Regions from separate parts of the Mus musculus genome. Here all the other regions are linked to region 3. A link is a loop called in an ENCODE intact Hi-C map of the cell type or tissue named here. Cell type or tissue: gastrocnemius. All regions are shown on one strand.

Region 1 (8,000 bases), 340 kb after region 3:
GGAAGACGGTCATGAGTGGCAGGCTACTCCTGTGGACAGACAGGGTCCTTCTGTGGCATTGACCCTGGAGTGAGGGAGCAGAGGGGATTATCTATTAGCCTGGTCCATCTATTTAGTGACTGAGGTCAGCTCTGGGAGCACTAGCTCCCTGGATCTTCTGCCCATCCTTAGGCAGGTCGCTGGAGATTGTACAGCCAGAGAAAGCCCCGTGAACAGATTCAGGGGGTTCAGAGGTGTGCTGGGTAAGACCAGGGATGTTTCTGCCAATGCAAGGTTACAGAGTTATCTCATTACCGGGATGTGGGAAATGAGGCTTAGCGCAGATGGCAGGTGATGCACACTCGGCTCCCAGCGGCATGAGAACACAAATGCCGGCTGGTTATAAAGAGGTGTTTGCATAAATACCATCTCCCAGTCCTGCCGTTCCTCCAGAGCAGATGTTGCTGTTCCTTGTGTGGTTAGGAAAATTTAACTCCGAGGGGCCAGGTATAGCCCAAAGACACCAAGCACAAGTGACAGGGACAGAACTCACATTTGGCTGACTCTTTAACCTAGGGTGTTTTCGAGGATCCATCAGTCTAGCAGGCATCTCCAGGGAAGGCTAAGAACTCAGGGTTCCACCCACAGCCCTGCATGGTCACAATCCTCTTGGTTAGGGCCCTTAGCCCAGTAAGTCATTTTAACCTGGGAGCTCAGAGCTAGTCCCCTGCTGGGCACCTCTCTTGGCCCAAGGGCTATACCTTATACTCAGAGGACCAGCCTGAGATGGTACTCGGGGCAGGGGGCATAGAAGCTAAGATCCTACAAGGGAGATCTCACAGGGAAGTCCTCAGAGCTGGACTTCCTTGCAGAGGAAAGCACCCAGGACCTCAGTGTTCCCACCTGCAGTATGGGTGACAGTGACATCAGCCAACATTTAATGGGCACTTCTTATACCAGTCACCCTGCTAATGACTTCACATGTATGGCCACATTGAACTCGCAGACTGACCGCAGGAAGCACTACTCCACATAGGAGAAAAATGGGGTACAAAACTCTTGACGGAGTCGTTCAGGGCAATCAGCACTAGCATTAGAACCCAGGTGAGTGGATTTCGAAGCCAGCCCCGCCCCTCTCACCTCCCAAGCGAATCCCCTCTCACACATAAACACATACTCCTTGCTAGTGAAATGGATTTAGTAACTAACCATCCATTCATCCTCTGGGTACAGCCTCCGTTTTCCTTAAAAAAAGGAATACACTAAAGAGGAATGATCAAAATCAAGCCAGGTATGGGAGGGAAGAATTTCAGGGTGGAACTACCCCTCCTTCCTCAGGGTCCCCTCTCCACTGCCCTCCAGAGGCCTCCACAAAGGGCAGTTCCTATCTCTGCACTCTAAAAGCCACTTAGCAATCGCCACATATACACACATGCACACACCTGCAGATATTTCCAGGGATGCCCAACAAGGACAGGGCAGGGACGGGTGCATTCATAATTGGGAGGGGAGCAGGAATGATCAAGAGATCCTTATAGAAAGTCCCTGGGGACCATGAAAAGCAAGGTGTGGTTGTAGGGGGAACACAGAACTATGATAAAAATAAAATGACAAGGCCCTGCCTTGTGTGGGTGGCTCCTGAGGGGAGTCATTCTCCTAGGGACCCACTTGGGTCCATAACTAGTTTCCTCCCTAGCCCCCCTTGGCCTCTGGTAAGCTAGAAGTATCCCAAATAGGAAGGCGGGAGAAGGGGAGTCAGAAAGTCTGCAATGAAAGTTCCAGAGTCCTTCCACAAAGCCACCTGCTCTGAAGGAGGAATGGGGTCTCAGGGAGAAGGGGAAGGACAGGACTCATTGTCCCTGGGAGGCTTGGGACATCTTAGCAAGGTGGGGAGGGGACACTGTCAAAGGTGGGAAAGAATAGATGGGAATGGTGGCTGGCTCACGTTGGCCTGTCACTTCCAGCTTGTGCAAAGTCCCTGGACCCGTGGCCCTGTAAGAATAAGAGCAGCAGACAGAGCCGGTCCCCTCAAGGGCTTCCCTCTGTGCTTTTAACTGCTTTTCTGTGGGCTCAGGAGCCACCTCACCCTCATATGTATCCCTCAGCTGCACACCAGTCTGTCCATTTTCCCAAAGGGCAAGACCCTCATTCTGCCTCAAGCTATGACACTTGCCTGTCCCCAGGCTGCCTGCCATACTTCCCCCTGGTTTCTCCACTGCCCTCAGCTCCATGTCACCTCTGGGAAGGGAGAGGAAGGACTGTCCCTGCCACAATCACTCCTGTCTGCTGTCCTCAGGAACTTACCATTTACCGACAGTGTTGATCCACCCCTGCACCCCTCAAGACCTCCCTAGAAAACCACCCTGGTGGCCAGCAGGGGCCTTGTTCCTGAACTCAAAGCTCCCTCACAGTAGGTACTCAGGACAGATGTGACACAGCATGGGGCCCTCCGAACGCCTTTGCATCTTGTACATCTGTTTGGAGCCGCAGTTAGCCCCAGATGTGTTATTTCCCTTGTTAATTACCGCAGAGTAATTGTGGTAAGAAGTGTAAGTAAAGCAGGCATTAATGGGAGGGAAAACCGATTTCCTGCGCGGGCTCACAGGAGGCAAAGCTGGGTCTCCCTGTAGCCTAGAGAATTCAGAAGGGGAGCATTCACCTCACCCACCCTGCTTCTCAGGAAGGGTCCCCTCCCACGCTGAATCCCATCTCCTCTTTACAGAAGAGTAGGGACCTGGGAAAGCCTGGACCCTTCTAGGGTTGCCACCTCGATTCTTTGTGTCCCATAAGAGCTGAAAGATATTGAGCGTATAGGCTCTGCAATACTTCCCCTCGCCTCGCTCTTTCCATCTTAAAATGGGCTAGCGGCACTTCTCTGCTGTGCCTGTACAAGCCACAAAACAGATGGCATGTGTGGTGTCCTGGATGGGTATCCACCAAGGTGACACCTTTCACTCCCTTTGCAGTGTCCTAGAAAAAAGATGAGCCCCGCCCTGCGCCTCCACCTACTGGACTCTGCCGGAGAAGCTCCAGGTTGATTTTGACAAGGTTAGTGACAGATGTCTTTAATACGGCTGCTCCAGACCTCAGTTTCCAAGAAGAGCTTTCATTGGAAGGGCAGAAATGTCACGCCTTCGTGGGGGGGGGGGGGGTGTGCAGTACAGCTGTCGTATGCTGTTTCCATTTCTGTGTCCATCAGTCCTCCCCACCCCCCAACACACACACACACACACAAAGTGATCGGTATGCCCTCAGGGTTGGAGAAAGCAGAAATGGCTCCAGCGATGTAGAAGAGAAAGGGGGTCCTTAAAGCGCAGGGGAGGCGGGGTCACAACTGGTATATCAGAGCCTACTCATTGGTCATTCGCTGCTGAGCTGCAGCGATCCTGGGCTTGCGTTTGCTTCTCGATGACCTGAGACGCCCTCTTGTGGGCATCGGCGGTAGTAATGGGGCTTCTTGCCTCTCTTAGCGGGTTTTTTAAAGGATCTCTTCTGCCAAACGACTACTCTCCTATTTTCCAAAATACGGAGATGAGGATGTAGTCTTGTATCGGGTCCTACCATTAAATGTGGACCCATTATTTCACTTTTTAAAAAATCAACATACAAAAATTTGAAAATGACAAAAAAAAAAAGCACAAACAATGCAGTATAAGAGTATGCATTATTCTTCCAAAAGTCCTGAGTTCAACTTCCAGGACCCACCTCAGGGGCTCACACGCCTGGAACCTCAGTTCCATTGGATACATTACCTCTGGCCTCCTCAGGTATCTACCCACACACATTTACACATCCCTGAGTATAAAATAAATATTTTAAAAGAAAAAATATTTACAAGCCAACAGTGACCCTTACCCCACAGCCAACGAAAGAAGAGAATAAGGTTACAGTCTTCTTGTCCACAGGGTGCTGGTTTAGAAGGAAACTCAGTATTTCTGCAAACACTTGGTCAATTGGAGCTCAGCTCTGAGCTGCGGATCCAGGACCAGCCGTGATACGGACTGAGTACCAACTGGGTCAGCTCCAGCTATTGATCCTGAAACCACAGGTACTACTCCTATCCCACCTCTCCATATCTGACTTCTCTTTCCATCAAAAATCCAGGCAAGGTTAGCCCCAGGGCATGCAGTGTGCTTTAGAGAGCTCAACCCACCTTGCTGCAATGCTGAGTGCATGCGTTTGGGCTCCTAGTGTCCCTGCTCTAGCTCCTGACCTACACTAGATATGGTTACACAGTTAATTCCAAGCACACTTTGATGGGGATGGACCCTGCAGGCTGATCACGGCTGTGTCACTCCTCAGATATGACTTTAAGCCATCCCCCATAAGCCTTGATGCCCTCACCATTTGGAGTGATAATAGAGCCTTCTTCACCAAATAATGGCAAGCACTGAGTGGAGGTGCAGTATATGTGTGAGGCCCGGGGTGGTGGCTTATTTCATTCAAGCCACGTTAATTTCTCTTCAGATATGCATGGAACTTGACCCTGACTCTGTAAGGTCCAGATGCCTGCTTAGCCTTTGAGAAGGTCCCATTTTATGAGAAGCCCGTGCTGAAAAAGATTTAGAAATGCATCCAACACATTTTGTGTTAAAGGAGAAGGGAAAGGGGCCAAAGATGGAAAGGGAGTGGGCCACAGTCAGTCACCTCCAAGGTGAGCCACGGTCACCTGCAGGAGAGATTCTTCCTGTACCTGCAGCCAAGGCTTCAGTAAGTTCCGCGCTTCATGGCTCTGGATCTTTGTTTGGTGAAGTGGACACAGTTGCCCCTCCTCCCGACCATGACTCCCAGTCCAGTGCGGGAATCTCCCTTAGCAGGAATGAATGAATCACAGACTCTTAGGATCGCATGAAGCTGTGTTATACCTGACTCCCATAGTAGTCTTGGCTCAAGGTCTTCCCTGAAAGGACAGAAATCTTGGTAGAAACCTTGGGCCAGAGGAAACAAGCTCCTACTCCAGGTGGTTTGGGTTTTTTTTTCTAAGAAAAAAAAAGAATTTATATAAAAATAGGGTTAGCCTTCTCTCCCCAGGTGGACCTTGACCTTCACTGGCTGCAGGAGCAGAGTGGCCACAGTTTAAGGAAATGGGTGACTTCACATCCCTCAAATGTAGTCCGATGACCCCGGGCATTCCCAAGGTGAATGGCACTTTTCAAAGGTCAAAGGCCAAACACAAAATGCCAACGATTGCATCAAAACATCAGAGTAAATAAAAGTAAAAATAGGCCATCATCAAAATAAGCTGGCCACTCAGTGACCTGCAGCTGGTAGAGGCTGCCGTCCGCATTTCCTCCTTTCTTTCAAAAATAGCTGGATGCCTAGAGCTTTCTGGGGTCACCAAAGAGGAAAAAGTCCCTCAGGAGCCATTACAGAGTCCCAGTTTCTCCATCTCACTGTTGATATCACATGGAAAATCACCAAGGAGAATAATGATTTTCTGTACACACATGTAAACAAAAGAACATACAATTTGCCCTTTCTCCCCAGGAGAGCATTTTGCTTTTTTTATTTTTCCAGTTTAGAGAAAATGCTAAGAACACTTAGGGTGTTGTGGAAATGTCAGAAAATCAAAGACTCGATACTGAGACAATACAAAGAAATTTTTTGAAGACAAGCGGCTAGCTGACGGGGTGGGCGTGTGGTGAGCCAGACAGCAGCTATAAGGTTTCGGTTTTAGGAAGCAAGCTCAAGTGGGAAGGGAAGTGGAAAGTTCTGGAAAGTGAAGGATGACAGGCCCTCACAGAGGCCCAAAGTGTTCATTTGGGGCTGGTAAAGTAGTCTGTGTTCTTCGATTGATTAATGGGCTGTCTTAAAGTACAGTGTTTATTCATAACCTGATGACAGGATCGAGTGATAGCCATGGGGACAGAAGTAAGAACCTGGCTCTTGGCTCAGCTCAGACACAGTCAGGTCCAATGTGACTTCCAGTGACCTCTGACCCCTCCCTGAGCATGGATCTCTTTTTCAGAGAAATGTGATGTTCCTTGAGGAGGTAACAGAGGAAGTCCTGGATTCCACTCCCTGCACCTGTCTTATTTGGGGTTTCTGTTGCTATGACCAAAAGCAACTGAAGGGCCCAATCCAATGCTGCTATATCTGTCTGCTTCAGTCTCTATTCTGCACACCAGCACCTCACCCCTGGACGCTGGAGTTCTTTGCACAGCCTCCTCCCCACCCCCCGCTTGAGAAAGGGTAGACCCAGAGGGGAACAATCCCCACAAAGCATCTAACCAAACTAATGGGTGGTTCCCCCGCCCCTGCAGGCCGCCAGGCTCATGCCCAGAACCGCCTTGCAGGCTGCCAGGTGCATGCCCAGAAGTGACCCTTCCCCTACCAGTTTCACATCTCTTCCCATATCCCCATTTGCCTCTTTCCCCAAGGGGCAGGTGCTGCTCCTAGCAGCGGGGTGAGGAAAGGTCATAGAACATGAGCCAAATGGCCAAGGGTGTGACGTCTCAGCAGCCAGCAGAGAGCATGGGAGTTTGCTGTTGTTTATCAGATGCATCTGGGTTCATGTCAGCTTGAGAGGATGGGGGGGGGGGGAGACGTCGTCAGTGCTGGGCAGTGACTGGTGACTTTAAAAATGGCCTGAGATGCTCCAGTGAGTTAGTCCATGTCAGAGTCCACTTCCACATAATGGCAGTTCATGAGAGTCCCTCACAGCAAGAATTCCTGGGATCCAGCAAGCATAGGTAGTATAGTCAGACTTATCAGCCTTGGTTGAGGTCCATTAGGATGTCAAATGCTCCGAGAAATCCTGCAGAATGGAGAACTCGTCAACCTTCCTACTAGATTGCCAGGTCCAAGCAGAGAATACGGTCACTACCGTGCTCATAGCAGTCCTCAGGATGAAGTTCACCCGGAGGGACTGGCCACATCTCCTGATAGGAGACCTGGCAAGGATACAGCATTTCCAGTTATACCAATCATTAACATAGCAACGGTAAGTCAAGGGTCACAAGATTCCCCATGAGGGACGAAAAAGGATGTGGTAAATAAACTGGCAGGCCTTAAAGGTCGCAGAGAGTTTGTGCTGGTAGCTATTCTCCCACTGAGTCACTGAGACATCACCCTAAACCCTCACTGAGAAGAGGACGTGAACACATTGGGGTGCCCTGGAGAGCCTGGGCCTAGCCCGAGAGACTAGATACACACCCCTCACCCCCACTCCTAACCCTGTCGCTGAGGCGTCACTGAAGAAAACAACATTAGTTATTGTGTATATTAACTGGCATTTGAAGCCACCTGAAAGGGCCTGTCCTAGTTAGGGTTTCTACGGCTGTGGTCAAATGCACCTTGAGGAGGGAAGGGTTTGTTTCTCTTACATTTCCAGGCAACAGTCCATCTCTGAGGGAAGTCAGGACAGAAACCTGGAGTCAGGAGCTGAAGCAGAGGCCATGGAGGGATGCTACTTACTGGCTTGCTCCCCATGGCTCCCTCAGCCCAATTTTTATACCATCCAGGGCCATCTGCCCATGGGCAGCACCTCCCACAATTGGCTGGGACCTCCTAGATCCATCTTTAAGCAAGAAAATACCCCCACAGACTTGCCTACAGATCAATCTGTCTTCATTGAAATTCGTCTCCTAGATATGTCTAGATTTGTGTCAAGTTGGCAAAGCCAACCAGCACAGTGCCTCCCAGTACATTCTGGGGAAGAGACACAGGCTCCTCTCATGGGACCCTTCATCTGTCCTCCTGTCTAATGGGGTCACTCATGCACAACTTGAGAGCCACATTCAGCTGCCCTGAACTTTCTCAGAAGAAACAATTGCCACAGCAACGGGCTGGCATGGCCAGAAGTGTCTCCCCCTCTCAGCCTTTGGCCGTCATCCTGGATCATGGCTCTGTTGTTTCCATACATTTACAGGAGATATGGAGACACAGATCTTAAACTCCAGCACCATCAGGGAGTCTGTCTATGAGCCATGAGCCTTGGCTTCAAACTCACTTTGCCATCATCACCAAGTCGCCGAAGGAACCAAGACAACTAAAGCAGGGTACAATGTGTATTCCTTGAA
Region 2 (8,000 bases), 230 kb after region 3:
TATTGATTCCTCTGTTTTTGTGCTTTCTAATTTGTTTATTCCTGCTACCATCTTTCTTTTCAGGCTCAGGCTTTCCTTAGGGTCTGTGTGCGTGCTGGGAGTGGGGCAAGAAAAACCTGCTTTCCGGGGTCCAGAGCACTGAGCCTCCTTCATATGGTTTGTTTGTGCTTTCAATTTTTAAGTTACAAAAGCCTATGACATAGAGTTTATGTCTACTGAGGAACTAAGAGACTGCCTGTGACCTTAAGGTGTATAACATGTATATCGGGGACCTGTAATGGGGGTGCTGTCAGGGGGTGTATTGAGACATATCTGATCCAAAGATGACCTTGAGAGATCTGTCTCTGTGTGTGTGTGTGTGTGTGTGTGTGTGTGTGTGAGAGAGAGAGAGAGAGAGAGAGAGAGAGAGAGAGAGAATTGTGTATGAGTGCATTGTATGTGTGAGGTGAGTGTGTGTGTATGTGTGAGACAACTTTAAATAGAGTTGGTTCTCTGCCTCCATATTTAGGTGAGTTCTGAGAATCAAAATCCATTTCTCATGCTTGCATAGAAAACATTGTACTAACAGAGCCATCTCCCCTGGTCCTAAGGATTCTTTTGTGCCAAATACTCTTCCCATCTCCTGCTGAGTCTTCTTGTCAGCTGCATGTATTTATATGTTTGAGACCCTGTCTCTCATTGGCCTAGAACTTGGTAAGTAGGCAGGCTGCCTGGCCAGTGAGTCCCAGTGATCCTCCTGGCTCTGCCTCCCCAGAGCTAGGATTGAACATAGCTGGCTTTCCCCATGGGTTCAAAGGATCCAACTCAGGTTCTCATGCTGTTACTGAAAACATTTTACCAACTGAGCTATTTCCCCAGGCCCAGGAGTGTGTCTGTGTTAGGAGCCTCCACTCCTCCACCCCCACCCACCCCTTCTACCACCTTAGTTGGGTTCTACAGGTGGCTGAGTCTTTGTAGTCAGGTGTTTGTAAAACAAGAAATAGACTCCAAGAAAGCTTATGGCTGTATTGTGGGCTATTAAAAAAATAGTCTCAAACAACGGGAGGGACTTACAGAATCCTATTAGAATTCAGGGAATGAGGGAAACACTATATCTCTGTTTTTCTTTATTTGTACTAATCTCTTAATTGAAATTCACCATTCTTTAGACAGACTGAAGCCATGCTAATCATGTCATGAGACGTCTCCAGTAAAAGTCACAGACATTTTCTTACCATAAGTCAATGGCTACAGCCTCAGACACTCAGCAGTTATACAGCATTACCCCAAATATTTCCCTCCCTCCCTCCCTCCCCTTTCTCCCTCCCTTCCTTCCTTTCTTCCTTCAGCATTATACATGTCAGCAGACTCTTTAGCACTGAGCTGCACCCTCTAGGATGCATTTTAAAAACATAATAAAGAACCAGGCACCTGTACACACCTCTAACCTAGTGCTGGGAGGCCCAGACAGCAGGTGCTGGCTATTCTTATGTCAGCTTGACACACAAACTAGAGTCATCAAAGAGAAGGAAGCCTCAATTAAGATAAGGCTATAAGACATTTTTTTAAATTAGTGGTTGATGGGGGAGGGCCCAGCACATTGTAGGTGGGGCCATCCCTGGACTGGGGGTTGGGGGTGGGGTCCTGGGTTCTCTAAGAAAGCAGGTGATGCAAGCCATGAGGAACAAGCCAATAAGCAGCCCCCCTCCACAGCCTCCAAATCAACTCCTTCCTCCAGGTTCCTGCTGCTTGTTGTAGTCCTGACGTCCTTTGATGAAGAATGACAAAGTGGGAGTGCAAGTCACATAGCCCTGGCCTCCCCACGTGGCTTTGGTTATGTGTTTTGCCACAGTAGTGGTGACCCTGGCTAGGACACAGAGAGATCAGGATTTCAAGGCTAGTGGGAACTATAGACTGAGTTTAAGGCTGGCTGAGACTGTATAACAAGACCTTGTCTCAAACAAACAAACAACCTCCCTAATTTGACTTCCATATGAACACATACTCAAAAATACACACAGCATTTCAAATATAGGTAAAATGAAACTTTTCTCTCAGGTGTGTGTATATACGAGAGGGAATGAGAGAAAGAGAGGTTTTTTTCCTTCCACCACGTAGATTCCAGGGATTGAGTTCAGGTTATCAGTCTTGGCAGCAAGCCCCTTTATCCACTAAGTCATCTTGCTGACATTCAAATTATTGTTTCTTCATACTTCAAAAATGAAGAAATAAAACCAAAGAGACGAAGGTGCAGCGCTGCCTGTGTGGAGTGGGGTTGTGGGGTTGGAGAAATGCTTCAAGAGACGGAAGCAATCGGCTTGACCACTCTCCACCCATGTTTCATGCACTTCCCATCACGTGGTTTTAAAAACAGTGTCAGGGCAGGGTAAACATCCAAAGGGTGACAGCCCTGGACCCCTACGGTATTTGAGCATTTGGGTCTGCCCTCCAAGACCCAGTTTTGCTGAGCAGGTCTGTGTTTTCTATCTGAAGTGCCAGCTCTCTCTTTAATTAGTTCTGAAGTTTTGAAAGTTTTGTTTATTCAAGATTGTTCTCTCTCATTCTCCTAGGGGTCCTTCCGCCATCACTGCCCAATGGCAGGACCGGAGGCAGAGCTCCCTTAGAGAGAGAGAGAGAGAGAGAGAGAGAGAGAGAGAGAGAGAGAGAGAGAGAGAGAGAGAGAGAGAGAGAGGTGTCAAGGCACTCATTTGACTGTCAACTAATTACCTTGAAATTCTGTCTAACAAGCATCTATGCCTCTTCCTGCAATTTAGAAAGTCACCACCTTGGGCCATTGCTCCATTCAGCAGATGAAGAAACTGAAGACCAGAAAGGTCAGAGTGAATTATCCAAGGATGCACAGCAAGCAGCTCAGCGGGAGAGCTCGTACCCACTTGTCCCACTTGTCTGCCCCTCCCATCCCCAGCCCTCTTTGCAAGGGGCTAATCCAGAAATTCTGTTCTGAGCTCTGTACCTAAATGAAATGCCCCTCCCACCCCGCCTTGCTCCTGCTGAGAGTCCAGTGGCTTCTTCCGAGCCCGATGGGGCAGCCATTGCTCAAGACAGTGAGCAGGGACAGCTGCAGCTCCCGAACGACTTATTGCGCCATCACTCTCTCCCTGTCAGGTCTTATTGCGCCAGCATCTCCTAAATGACAAAGTTGGATTCATTAACTGTAAATTCAATCAAACTTGAAAGAGAGAGAAAATAAAAGTGACTTGGAACAAGAGGGATGGAGGGTGCTGGTAGGCAACGTGGAAGCGGCTCAGGCCGGTTCTCAGTCTTGGCCACAGGCAGAAGGCAATGCCTACCCTAAGCTCTGCGCGGATGCAGGGGCCCCCCAGCCAGGGTGAGATCTTGGCAAATCTCTGTACCTCTCCCAGCCTTAGTGTGATTCTCTGTAGGTGGGGGTTACAGCATCTTCATACAAACGAGTGGAGGATAAAATGGGGGAGGGGCTGTTTTGGGGAAGGAAGCAGTGATCAGGGATGCATTTACTAGACCTTTTCCACTCTCCAGCACCAGGTCACCGGCAGAAGCACTCTGGCAAGGACGTCCCTGGCTTGAGGCTGTGAGGAGAGGGAGCCGACTGAGGACTGCACAGTTGGAACTACTCTTGTGGGTGACGGAGGGATTCTCAGATCTCAACTGTGCATTTTTGACTCACAAAAGGAATGCTATTTATGTCTTGGGAAATGGCTCAGTGGGTAAAGTGCTTGCTTTGCAAATGTGGGGACCTGAATTGGGATCCCTGGCGCCCACGTATATGTAAACCCACTACTTCTAAGGCAAGATGGGGAATAGAGACAGGATCCTGAAAGACAGCTAGCAGAGAGAGTGTTTGGAGCATCAAGAAGACACTCTACTTCAAACAAAGTGGGAGGCAAGGCTGTTCTCTGACCTCTACAGATGTGCACGACACATGTACAGTACACCCTTACACCTGCAAGCATACACACACACCACCCACGACGTGCACACGAGGGACAAAAGCCAAGAACATCTTTTCTGTCAGGTTGTGTGTATAAACATGGAGCCATTTTATACTGAAGTAGATAGATGCTAATTTTATTGTTATATGGAATTGATTTTATGACCTACTGTTGAACGCCTTAGCCAAGGTAACACAGCAAGCTGGAGGTGGAGCTGGGCTAGACTCTGCCCTTTTGGGTCCCTGGTCGATGCAGTATGCTTCTGATAGCTATCCCTGTCTGATCTACAGGGCCTGTTGGGTGAGCACCCATCCAGGAGCAGAGAGGGGGTAAATGTGTTGTTAGGTGAGGCTAGAAAGCACAGACAGGTTGCAACTGTAATGCTCAGAGGAAAGGGCTCCCATGAGCACTTGCACACCGCGGGATTCTGATAGAGGTTCAGTGAGGGCATTCAGCAGGCAAGCCAACTTGGTCTGATCCTGATGCTACCACTGTGGTATCCTGGGCCCTTGGAAGGAACATGTCTCTCTGACTTTCCTTTTTAACTTTACAGGTGTGTGGAGCTTGTGGAAGGCTGATGTCCCCTACACCTGATTGGGAAGGGATGCTTTGGACCTCCCACGGGCGCTTTGAAGCACTGCCACCTACTGGTCATTCCCTCTCATTACATCCTATCTGTTGGGAGGGTTCTATATTCACCCACATCAGGCAACTCTTCTGAATCTACAGAGCAATCTTGTAGGAAAAGCAAGGGTCCTTAATTTACCTTATGTATGAGGTAACTGGGGGCCAGAGAGGTTAAGTGGATTATTTAAGAACACACAGGAAATCCATATGGATGTCCTGGCCCCCAGTCCAAGATTGGGATTCAGCTTTAAGTGACAAAATCCAGTAGTCTGCGCAGCTCTAGGCTGGACGTGGACTCTCAGTCTGGGCAGAGAGAGGGAGATGACAGTGTATATGAATGGTTGCAAGGTAGGTGTGGCACATTGCATACTGATTAGCTTGCTTCAGGTTCCCAGGAAACCCAAGCGGAGGAATGGTGTCACTGGTCTGGGGCAATCACCTGGCTGACATGGTTCCTGCTCAGAGCCCTATTGGTTTTCTGAATGAGGATGGCTTCCTGGTGGCTGGAGGGCTGGCTCGAAGGTCAGACTCCACCCCTGTCATCTTATTGGCCATATGAACTTGGGCATGAAGGGAAACTCTACAAAGTAGGGAGTCTCCGTTTCTCCATTGTAAGACATTGGTCACATCTTAGCTCACTGCATGCTGTGTGGATCGAGGTTTGTAATCTCAGAAGGCATTCAGGCACCTGGCTCAAGACACTTAGCCAACAGGTAAACACTTCTAACAGTGTTGAGACATTGAGACGTCGGCAATCTGGACTCTACTGCTCTTTGTCTCTGGATCCTTTAGCAACCTTGGCAATCCACCCCTCGGTCCTCCCCAGACTCTTCCCCTCTGCTGGGCTGTTCTGCTGAGCTGTCCCTCTGGCTTCATGGTCACTGTGGAAGGCCGCATTCAAGGTCAGCGGGAGGTGGGTTTGGCTAGGACCCATCTGCATCTCTGGTTGGAATGGTTCTTTTCTTTCTGTTCTTCTTCGAACTATTTTAAATAGCAAGGTCAAGCAAGCAGGACTACAAATCAATCCAAACAAAAGTGCTGAGGCACATACCCTTGAACTCCAGGGACTTAAAATAGCTTCCCCATCAACCCCAGCCAAACGCCCAATACCTAGGATCCCTGTCATCGTGGACTAATAAACTGTCCTCATGGAAACGGAGCAGAAGGAAACCCCAGAGTCAAACTGGCCGAGAGGCTGGCTTGGATTCACAGAGCTACACTGCCATCTCCCCAGTCCTGGGGCTGCACGGAGAGGTGGTTGCATTCTTATGGACATGAGTATCCTACGCGTTATTGTAAGCAACAATGGCGGAGGCATCTTAGTAATGACCCTGGCTGCTCTAGAAGTAGCAAGAGGGACCAGCTACCTTACATAGTGAGGTTGCGGGGGATGGGAATCACATAACTAGGGCTGGGGAGGGTAGCTGAGGAAGTGGGGTATGGTCATTCCAGAAAGGAAAATGAGATGCACTAAGTCTTTCCTCTGTGCCTGGCATGCGCAAGATGCTTCAGGTGTGATCAGTTCACTCCCCATAACTATGCTGTTTGAAGGGTGTTGCCATACTAGTTTTAGAAATTATACCTTTATTGAGAAAGAATTAGTTACTACCAATTCATCTTGACGTGCACACCCAGCAGTTTTAATATCTGTCAAAATCACAAGCATTGCTACCGTGTTCAGGAACATTCTCATTACCTCATAGGAACTCCAGACTCTTTAACAGTTATTCCTCACCCCCACTTCTAGCCACTGGCAACCATTCATCTACATTCAGAGTTAAGCAGCCATGAGCATCCTCTGAGTGTTTCCATGTATACATGTGTCGTTGATTCCTTTGGCATTGGAGGAGTGGACCTACTGAGTGTTGAACTCAGTACCATATTATTTTCCAAAGGAGAGGGGCCTGCCCCTCTGGAGCTCAGTATCTTTGTGTCTCCATCAAGCTTGTGAGTCTGCATCAACTATGGCCATCATAGCAGACGTGAAGGAGCCCCGCCTGGCGGTTTTGGTATGCATTTGCCTAGTGTACCTTCCATTATTTGTGTGCCTTTCTTAAGATACATATCAAATCTTTGGGTATTTGGGGAAATAACGACTTTTAAACTTTCTTGAGCTGCAATATTTCTCTGTGTCTTCCACACACCACACAGAGCTCTTATCAGATGTATGAATCACGGGTACTTCCTCCCAATTCTCCTGATAGCATATTTTAAATTAATTTTTTTATTCTTTGAGGTCTATTTTTGGATTTTTTTTTTTTGCTGCTATGCTTAAAAAGATATATGATTTCACACAAAGCACTTATATTTATACCTCTATTTTCTTCTAAGGGTTTTAGAGTTTTAGCTCTCACATTTAGATCTATGATCCACTTGGATTTAATTTCAATAACAGGCGAGGGGTGAGCTTACTCATTTGTGTATGGAAAGCCTGTATCCCAGCTGATTTGTATTTACTTATCAATAGACAGGGCCTCACATCTCCTAGGCTGGCCTTGAACTCACTGTGTATCTGGGGATGGCCTTGAACTTCTGACCCTCCTGTCTCTCCCTCCTGAGAGTTAAGACTACAGGTGTGCTCCACTAGACCTGTTTATGAGGCACTGGATATTGAACCAAGGGTTCACACGTGTTAGCCAACACTGACCCAGGCCCAGACCATTGGACGACTCTGCCCCCTTGCATTGTCTCAGCATCCTTGTCAAAACTCCATTGCCAGCCATGGATGGAGGGCTTGTTCCTGTGTGCTCAGTTCTGTGCCCTTGACCTTTGTGCTCATTCTTTGTGCCGTGTTGCCTCCTGATGCTGGACAGTCTCACATCAACTGGACACAAGCTAGAATCATTGGAGAGGAGGAAGCCACAATTAAGAAAATGCCTCCATAAGACCAGGATGTAGATGAGCCTATAGGGCATTTTCTTAACTGGAGATTGATAGGGGAGGTCCCAGCCTGTTGCAGGTGGGGCCATCTCTGGGCTGACTGACGGTCTTGGGTTCTATAGCAAAGGAGGATGAGCAAGTCATGAGGAGCAAGCCAGCAGGCAGTACTCCTTCATGGCCTCTGAATCAGTCCCTGCCTCTGGGTCCCTTTCCTGCTTGAGTCCCTGGCCTGATGAACAGTGGTGTGGAAATGCAAGCCTAATTAACCCTTTCCTTCCAGTGTTGCTTTTGTTGTGGGTGTTTCCTCCCAGCAAGAGCAACCCTGACTATGACATTTGAAGAAAGTGTTGAATCTGAAAACTGTGAGCCCTCTGACTTATCTCTTCCTTCCTTCCTTCCTTCCTTCCTTCCTTCCTTCCTTCCTTCCTTCCTTTTTTATTGGATATTTTCTTTATTTACGTTTCAAATGTTATCCCCTCTCCCGATTTCCCTCCCTCCAGGAAACCGCCTATCCCATCCTCACCCCGCTCCCCTGCTTCTATGAGGGTGTTCCTCCACCCACCTACCCACTCCTACCTTTCC
Region 3 (8,000 bases):
CTGGGGCGACTTGAACTGTGGGGTCCAACTCAAGAAGTTTCAGAGGGAAAGACTATTACAAATGGCCTAGAGACCATTTTTGTAATATTTTGGCAAAGAATGTGGCTACCTCCCCCCATGCCTTGACTATGGTTATTAGCAGCTACTCTTATGAAGACTATTATGAAAAGGAGCAAGCTTATTAAGGAAAATTACAAATTGTACAGTTTGAAGAGAAAAGCAGACCAGGAAGTGTGGTGGAGCTATGCCCTGTGTTCAAGGACATAAAACATTTTTAAAAAACAAAACAATAAAAAAAAAACACCTGAAGCTAAATGAATAAAGGAAGTGGTAACCTCAGGGTAAGACCTTACCCAGCTAAGCTTCCGACTTGTGAAAAGTGATTAAAGAAAAGATTAAGCAGTGAAAGAAACCGTCAACAACAGAAAGCTGGTGCAGATGTAACTGAACAAGGGGGCCATGTCCCAGCCCCATCAAGCAGCAGAACTTGGCAGCTTTGGCCACATTCTGGCTTTAGAGTCAAGGATACAAGAGACTCTGAACTTTGGACTTGTGGAGACTGTGATAAATTATGGGGACTCTTAAAGTTGAATTGAATGCAATTTTGCTTTATGATATGGCTGCAAACCTGGGCGGGGGGAGGGGGTGGGATTCCAGGGAGTGGAATGTGGTGGTCTACCCCTGTGTGGTGGTTTGAGTAAGAATGGCCCCCATAGGCTTATATCTTTGAATGCCTGGTCATCACAGAATGGCACTGCTTGAGAAGGATTAGGAGGTGTGGCTTAGTAGAGTAGGTGTGGCCTTGTGGAAGAAAGTGTTTCACTGGGGGTGGTGTTGGGGTTTCAAAAGCCAAAGCTAGGTGTAGTATTTCTCTTTTCCTGCTGCCCTTGGATCTGGATGTCGAACTCCCAGCTACTTCTCCAGCACCGTATTTGCCTGTGTGCCACAATGCTCCCTGCTATGATGATAATGGACTAAACGTCTGAAACTGTAAGCAAACCCTAGTTAAATGCTTTCTCTTGTAAGAGGTGTTGTGGTCATGGTGTCTCTTCCCAGCAACAGTGACTGAGACAACCTGGACAGTTGAGCTAGTCAGGCTTAATCTGGAGGATTACCTGACAGCTTTGTAAACCTCAGGGGACACACATGATAACAACTATGCTGACTAATCAGCCCCCATCATACACCACACATATTTCATGCAGTGTTTATTTTCATTTCTTTGATTTTTTTTTGAAAGAAGATCTGTGTCACCAAGGAGGGCTTTAAACTTGTGACTCCCCTGTCTCCGGTTCCCAGGGGCTGAGATTATATGTGTTCATCACCACCCCACTTTACGTGTTATTTCGAATGCCTCTAGAAGAGCTATCTGGATGGACAGGTAGTAGTTGCCCCATTGCCCAGATGCACAGTTATTTCTGCAATGTGTTGGGTTGTTCCTGGACAGAGGCTCTGAGCAGCCTTCTGCCACAGACTTAGGATGGTCATGTGCCAATGGCGACAGCTTTTAGGACCTGTGTCACATGTGTAACCCCTCACTTCTCCCCACACCACCAGTCAGAGCTGAAAGCCTCTAAGTACCCAGGGGTGTATAGGACCATAAGAGGGAAAGGACCTGGATCCCTGAGTACCCATGTGGGAGGGCCCCAGCCAGGCTTCTTGCAACAGCTGTATGGATACATAGTAACTGTTTGTGGAAGTGCTGGGGCCTGGGGACTCTCCCTATGGACACACAGTAATTCTGACTAAGTAGAATTTAGACCAGAAGCTGGTGCCACTGTGATTGATGTCTGCGGATACAGACTGGAAAACTGAATGCCTGAGCTGTGCAATGGCAATGGTGAGGATGGGTTCAGAAGGCTGCCAGTGGATGGCTGAGCCTGGGAGGGAGAGCGGTCCTAGCCCTGGCAGCCTGTGGACTCCCTCTGCCCCAGCCTCCCCCCTGCTCATTTGCTTCATGAGCTCCAGTTTGAGAACCAGGGCTTTCAAGAGGTAGAAATGGTGAGTGCACAGGACTGCCCTGGGGAAGGCCTGAGCACAATCTACGCAACTGCTGGACTCTCTCTACCATCCGCTTCTGCTCATGTTGACCTTGAACCTATTTACAGGTCTTTTTTTCGGACCTGCAACCTCTGGGAAACCCATCTTCCTCCCTCCTCCCCAAACCACCCTGAGGCAGAGCTGAGATGCCAGAGTTCATACTAGTCAGCTATGAAGGGCAGGCTGGCTGGGGCTCAGAAGGTAAGTTCCCGGGAAGTGCCAGAGATGTGTGTGTCCAGTTATAATGGGATGGAGGGGGGGGGGTGTGCTCTGCGTGGGTTCTGCTGGTCTCTGGGCCTTACCTGCGTGGGACTGCATGTGCTCCAGCAGGTTGCTGTAGAACTGAAACTGGATCCCACAGGCGCCGCACGTGTAGGGTTCTGGGGAGACAGGTGGGCATGTGACAGGTGGTCCATACTCAGGCACCCTGACACTGGGCTGCAGGCAGCTTCGAAGGTGGGGATCCAGGTGCATACTTGGGGCCCTGGGCCCAGCCTGTTAACTGGCCTGTCCACTAGCTTGGAGACAGAAAGGCCAAGGAGAGGCAGGAGCAGAAAGAGGGGAAGCCACACAGATATAGGCTGCTAACTCAACGGGCCTGCTGCTTCCTGGGCGCTTACTCCGTGGCAGGCACTGTTCTGAGCACATGGGAAGGACAACATCCAGGCACCAGGAGCTCCCAGGAAACAGACTCTGCCCCTTGGGATTCACAGCTTAACCCTCTGCCCGTGGGACCACACGAGCATCACTGTTCATGGAGGAAACAAGATGCACGCATGCACAGATGAATAAGGACACTCACAATGGGAGGGGGAAGCAATGAGAGAAAGAGGGGGGAAGCGAGGCAGTGGGTACAACTGGATAAGCTGGAGGATGGGCTAAGTGGAGCAGGCAGCAGGGACACCAAAAGCTCAGAGTATTCAGGAAGCACACTAGTGCCTGGCAAAGAAGGGGGCAGTGGGAGGAAAGAAAGACCACACTGTTAGGTAGAAGGGGAGGGAAAGAGAGGGAAAAAGGTGGCTTGGAAGAGAAGTCCTGAGGCTGTCTGGATAATCAGAAGTGGGTAACCTGTCCCCCCTCCTGTGTGCTCAGGGTTCTACCTACCTGACCTCTCCACCCTCCGGAGCCCCTAGCATCCTCCCAAGGCTATTACTGGGACTAACCCTCAGGGTGGTCCAAGGCCTGTCTATACCTCAGGGAGGCCAGAGAGTCACTCTCTGCCCTGCTGTGCCCTCTTCAACCCTCCCATCAGGACCATCACTTACTCTGCAGGAGAGGGAAAGGGTTGGAAATCAGGGGACTTGCAGTTTCTGCAAAAGAGAAACAGTTTAGCTAAATGTTCCCCAGTCCGGGCTGTGAAGGCACCACAGCTGGTGAGCGAGCCAGGGGGCCCTCTTTGGAGAGAGCTCCTTGGTGGACACACAGTCTGTGTGGGAAGGTAGGTGAGAGGTGCTGGTAGAAAGGCACAGCCATCAGAGAAGGCAGTGTCACTTGATATCGACCAAGCCTCAGGGTGCTCTGACAGTGAGGCTCTGTGACCCAGGTATGATGCTCATATGGCCACGCACTTAGCCACTTGGTTGTCTTCTGGCAAGCCCTCCTACTGTCTGGCATTGCCAGAGAGTGGGGCTGGTAAGCCTTCAATATAGCAGGCAGCAAAGTGGAGTGCAGGCAAAGTAGGAGGGTCCTGGCTCCACCTGTAGTCTGGGGGACCTGGGGCTACAGTGGACTTATCCTGAGCCTCAGTTTCCTCATCCAGAAAGTGGGAGTAACAGGAACACTATCCCCACAGGACTGTGGCAAGGGTGAAAACAGACGCAACACACAGAGCTCGGAACACATGCCAGCCACGTCGTAAGTGCTCAATGAATGGTGGCTGCCAGCGCAAGCAGCAGCCCATGACAGTGCTGTCCCTGCATAAACGTTAGCCCTGGTGGCAGTAGAGCTGTAAGGGGTGCAGCATGGCTTGGGTGGAGAGCCCAGGGTATGACAGGAGACACGTTCTAGCTCCAGGCTGCCACTTAATCCTCTGTGGCCCCGGGCAGGTCATGCTTTCCTCCTAGACCAACCAATTACAGAAGCTCTGAGGGTCACAGTGATGACCCAAGTGGTACTTGCACCAAGTGCTTGGTTTACACCAAGGTAAAACAAGCCAAGCAACGCCCAAAGCAACACTCCCTCCCCTCCTCCTGCCTGTGTTCTCTGGGGCTGTCCGTGCTCCTCAAGCTACTTGCAGCCGAGGAGGAGTTGGGACTCATCTAGACCACTCACTGGAGCCAGAGGAGCAGGGATCAAACTTGGGTTTGAAGGAGCTTGGGTCTACTACTAGGCAGAAGCCTCCATCTGGTATCTGTGATCCGAACGAACCATTTGCTGAAGCCCATGTGGCCAAGAAGCACCCACTACAGGTATGTACCAGGCAGTGTCAGCACAGTGGGGCATTCACTCAGGCCTAATATTCAATGACATCAGCTTCATAGTGGCAGAAGACCTGTCCCCTCCTGTCCTGGCCATAACTGTGCATACATTCTTCCTGTCCCTTTCTAAGATAGGGATTGCTGGTGACCATCCACATTCCTGCCAAGGCTTTATAAATCCTGGAGTCCCAAGCTGTGCCAGTACAAGGCAGCCACCAGGTGGCAGCAAACACCACCAGGAGCTCTCAGGCCAAGCCATAGCACTGCAGGGTCTAGAAGAGACTCTCTTCTGTGGTATTGGGTACAGAACCTGGGACCTCTGGCTCCAGTATCACCCCATTTGCCTCTCTGGAAAGAAGCCTGCTACATATGGCACTACTCAGCAAATGGCTCTCTTAGGGTTACCCATCTGGGCTGGCGAGGTTGATGCCTGAGTTTGGGATTAAGGAAGTTCCCTGTCTGTGGGCAAGGGCAGAAGCCACAGACGGGCTCCTAGATATAATGGTCCCTTCTGCTTCTCATAAGCTCTGCTCTCTCTCTCTTTCCCTACCCAGCCCCTCTCCCAACAAGCCCCACCATGCATCAGAAGACCCCAGTCATAGGTACCTGCTCTTCTGTGGGAGGTGACACGTGATGCCACATGTCACACCACAGACAGACTCACCGCTGGAATTTTGTGAGCTGCTATTGGTCTCTTCAAAGTGGTTCTGTGCTTTGCTTTCTACTCGACGACTGAAGGTGTTTTCTGCTGGAAGGAGGCAGAGAGGGGGCGTGATATGGCACGGGGAATGGTCAGCTTGTCTGTCAGGGCTGAGTGGGCAGGAGGCCCATGGAGCTCAGAGAATGTGTGTCTGGGAGGTAGAGGGATGGAGAGGGAAAGGGTGACCTGCCCAAGGACACACTGGTGAAATGCAGCCGGCAGACAGGTCAGGGCCCCATTTTCTACTCCAGGATTGAGTCGCTGGGATGAGCTTCCCTGTTTTCTCTGGAAGATTCTGCTGCGACAGCTCCCAAATGAGGATTGAGGATGTCAGTCCATTTCCTGGAGGCAACTTTGACCCAACAAGAATCTCAAGGCATAAAGGATGTTCTGGGACAGAACATGTGACAAGTAGGGAGGGGTAGTTTCATACTTGCTCTGGGAAGGCCAAAGACTGTGTGAGGAGGGTCAGAACTTGCATGGGGAAGTAGGAACTCCTTGTCAGCCACGTCTAGTACCTTCCCCAAAGCTTACATCTGCAGCATCTCTCTGGAAACCCCACAATGCAGGGATGGACTCGGCCAAGCAAAACTCTATACTTATATCCCCACCCACACGAGCAGACAACAACCCAGCTCTTCTTTCTATGATGCTCTGGGTACTACAGAACACAGCTGATCCAGTACATGAAGGTCTCAGGAAAGTCAATTTGAGATACTCAGCCATCTCTGCCCCTTATACAGCTTGGATGAGGCTACCAATGGCTCCGAGACACTGACCAGAAGGAGAGTCGCTGGGCTTTAACTTAACCTGCACCCAAAATATAGGGATTTTTAAGGATTACATATCCTTCCAAGTGGTGCTGTTTGAAAATCAGCTGGAGAAACACCACTCAGCAGGTCTGTCCTACCCAACGAAGTGCTGAGTGATATGGATGACGGATGAGGCAGCCAGCCTGAGGCAGTTCCTATAGGCCTGCTCAGGTCTTCCATTTGCCTCAAACTCTCCCACAGCCTGTAGAGGCTTTGTGGCACTGTAAGGACCATGCTTCCTCTGTGTCCCTTACAGCTTGGTTGAGTACCTCCAGACAGCATGTAAGCTGGCAGAGGCCCATTCATTCTCTATCTACAGAGGGTGAGGGGCTCTCATTCTTGAGCACCTACTGTATACCAGCTAATCCTCCCAACACCACGAATGCAGTACGACCCATTTAACAGGCAGAGAGACACACTGAAGTTGTCAGGCTCCTGGACCCACTAGGATAGCACGTAAGGCTTTATCTGGGGCAGGTGCCTCCTCTGTAAGAAGGAAGGTCCCCTTCTCTGCCTTCATCTGTATTCATAGGGGAACAGGCAGGTAGGTATTTCAGGAGAAATATAAATCCATGTGTGTATGTCCACCTGCACACAAACAGCCATATTCTCCAGGATAATGACAGTGACAGTCTCGACCTCTCACACGCACCATTTCACAGCCCCTAACCTGGTGCCCTTGGATTTGACCATACAGTTTGCCCAGGTAAGATCCACCCCAGGGATTCCAAGTCTCACAGAGGCAGCCACTGATGTGCCCATGGTTTGCTTGACACTTGCCTGGAGACAGTGACATTCAATGACTGCAGTCTCCACAGACAATTCTCTGCAGATGCTACGGACCTTCAAAAGCTCAGCCACAAAGCTCAAGAAAAAGGGTAAAGTCAAGAAAGCCCTGACCCTACAATCTGGTGAGCCAATGTCTACCACCAAGGAGACCATGGTGGACAATCTAATTCTTTTAAGGTGCTGAGGATGGAACGCCAAGCAAGGTCTCCATAATTACTCTTATCACTGAGCTACCCCCCAACCCTCTTTTCTTACTTTAAGACAGGGTCTAACTAAGTTGATTAGTCTGGCCTTGAACCCACTCCATAGCCCAAGCAGGGCTTGAAATTTTGATCCCCCTGACTTAGCCTCCTACCTGCAAGCAAAAACACAACTGTCACAACACAGCATTTGAAAAATCCACACTTCAAGGTTGGTCGACTCCCCTCCTTTTGGGAAATATAAGCACAGTAAACACAAAACCACAGCCTGGCCCAAATTAGCTTCTTAAACCAGAGGAAAGGCAAGCACAGGCTACCAATAAATGACCTCAGTGGCTCACTCATCTGACCTCGCAATGCAAACATTTTGTACATTTAGTGGGCAGCTTTGGCCTCCTGAAAGCAACTGAAAGACCCAGAGCCTCAGTCATCTGGGTAGGTAGACCAAGGCTTTTCTCATACAAGTCTGAGTCCCAGGACTCCTGGAAACTGGTACCTAGCACATAGTATGTCTTCTGTTTTGGAAGAAACAACTACTGGGGACCTTGCTACCCAGTCACCTTCTGGAGCCATAGCCCCCTTTTGCATAGGCCTGGGGCTGACATCCTCTGATTTCCTGCTGAGTCTCTACCTCCTGGAGGGCTTCATGGGTAAACTCTAGGGAGTGGGAGCCCACAGAGACAGAGCTGGAGTCGGCCGCCCCATTTGATGGAGGCCATTTCTATGCTGAAACAGCTTGAGATAGTTTTCTGAAAGGTGACAATGAAAGCTCATGCCATGAGGTCCAAACAGGGCTGGATGGTCACAGACAACAGTGTGGTCACAAACAGAAATGGTACCTGCCATCCTGCCATGGGACTACTGTGGCAGGGATGCAGCAGGGTGTAGTGGGGATTGTAGAACAGGGGAAGTGTACAGACACATACTATGAAGGAGGCACGAACCATTACCCTGCAGGAACATGACCCAGGAGCCAGATTTGATGTCTTAACACAGCCAGAAACCCAAACTTCTTTTTATACAGACTCTCCTCATATTCAAA

What was found. Hi-C counts contacts between places; a loop is a spot of excess contacts. Peaks named below come from ENCODE experiments on the same cell type or tissue, not always from the same donor. Only the 100,000 strongest peaks of a DNase experiment are listed, where the experiment ranks them.
Region 1: it touches region 3 in a loop (6-fold over the local background); 19 of 42 quality-filtered maps call a loop at or near these places.
Region 2: a loop joins it to region 3, with 12 times the contacts of the local background. A loop is called at or near these places in 23 of 42 quality-filtered maps.

What each region holds. Positions count from the first base shown.
Region 1 is chr4:62,775,964-62,783,963 of GRCm38, reverse strand. No RefSeq gene overlaps it. Among named protein-coding and RNA genes, the nearest start is that of Gm30699, 4.8 kb to the right of the region's middle. In gastrocnemius, a CTCF peak has its summit at 3,406 (motif pointing left); DNase peaks (open chromatin) are centred at 2,986 and 3,388; H3K4me3 peaks cover 579 bases; H3K27ac peaks cover 1,315 bases.
Region 2 is chr4:62,886,382-62,894,381 of GRCm38, reverse strand. No RefSeq gene overlaps it. Among named protein-coding and RNA genes, the nearest start is that of Gm25391, 49 kb to the left of the region's middle. In gastrocnemius, a CTCF peak has its summit at 4,553 (motif pointing left); a DNase peak (open chromatin) is centred at 4,534.
Region 3 is chr4:63,115,751-63,123,750 of GRCm38, reverse strand. It overlaps Zfp618 (zinc finger protein 618), which reads right to left. Exons shown (of 15, transcript NM_028327.1): 12 at 5,122-5,205; 13 at 2,343-2,420. Among named protein-coding and RNA genes, the nearest start is that of Ambp, 34 kb to the left of the region's middle. In gastrocnemius, no CTCF peak of the experiment used is centred here; a DNase peak (open chromatin) is centred at 4,685.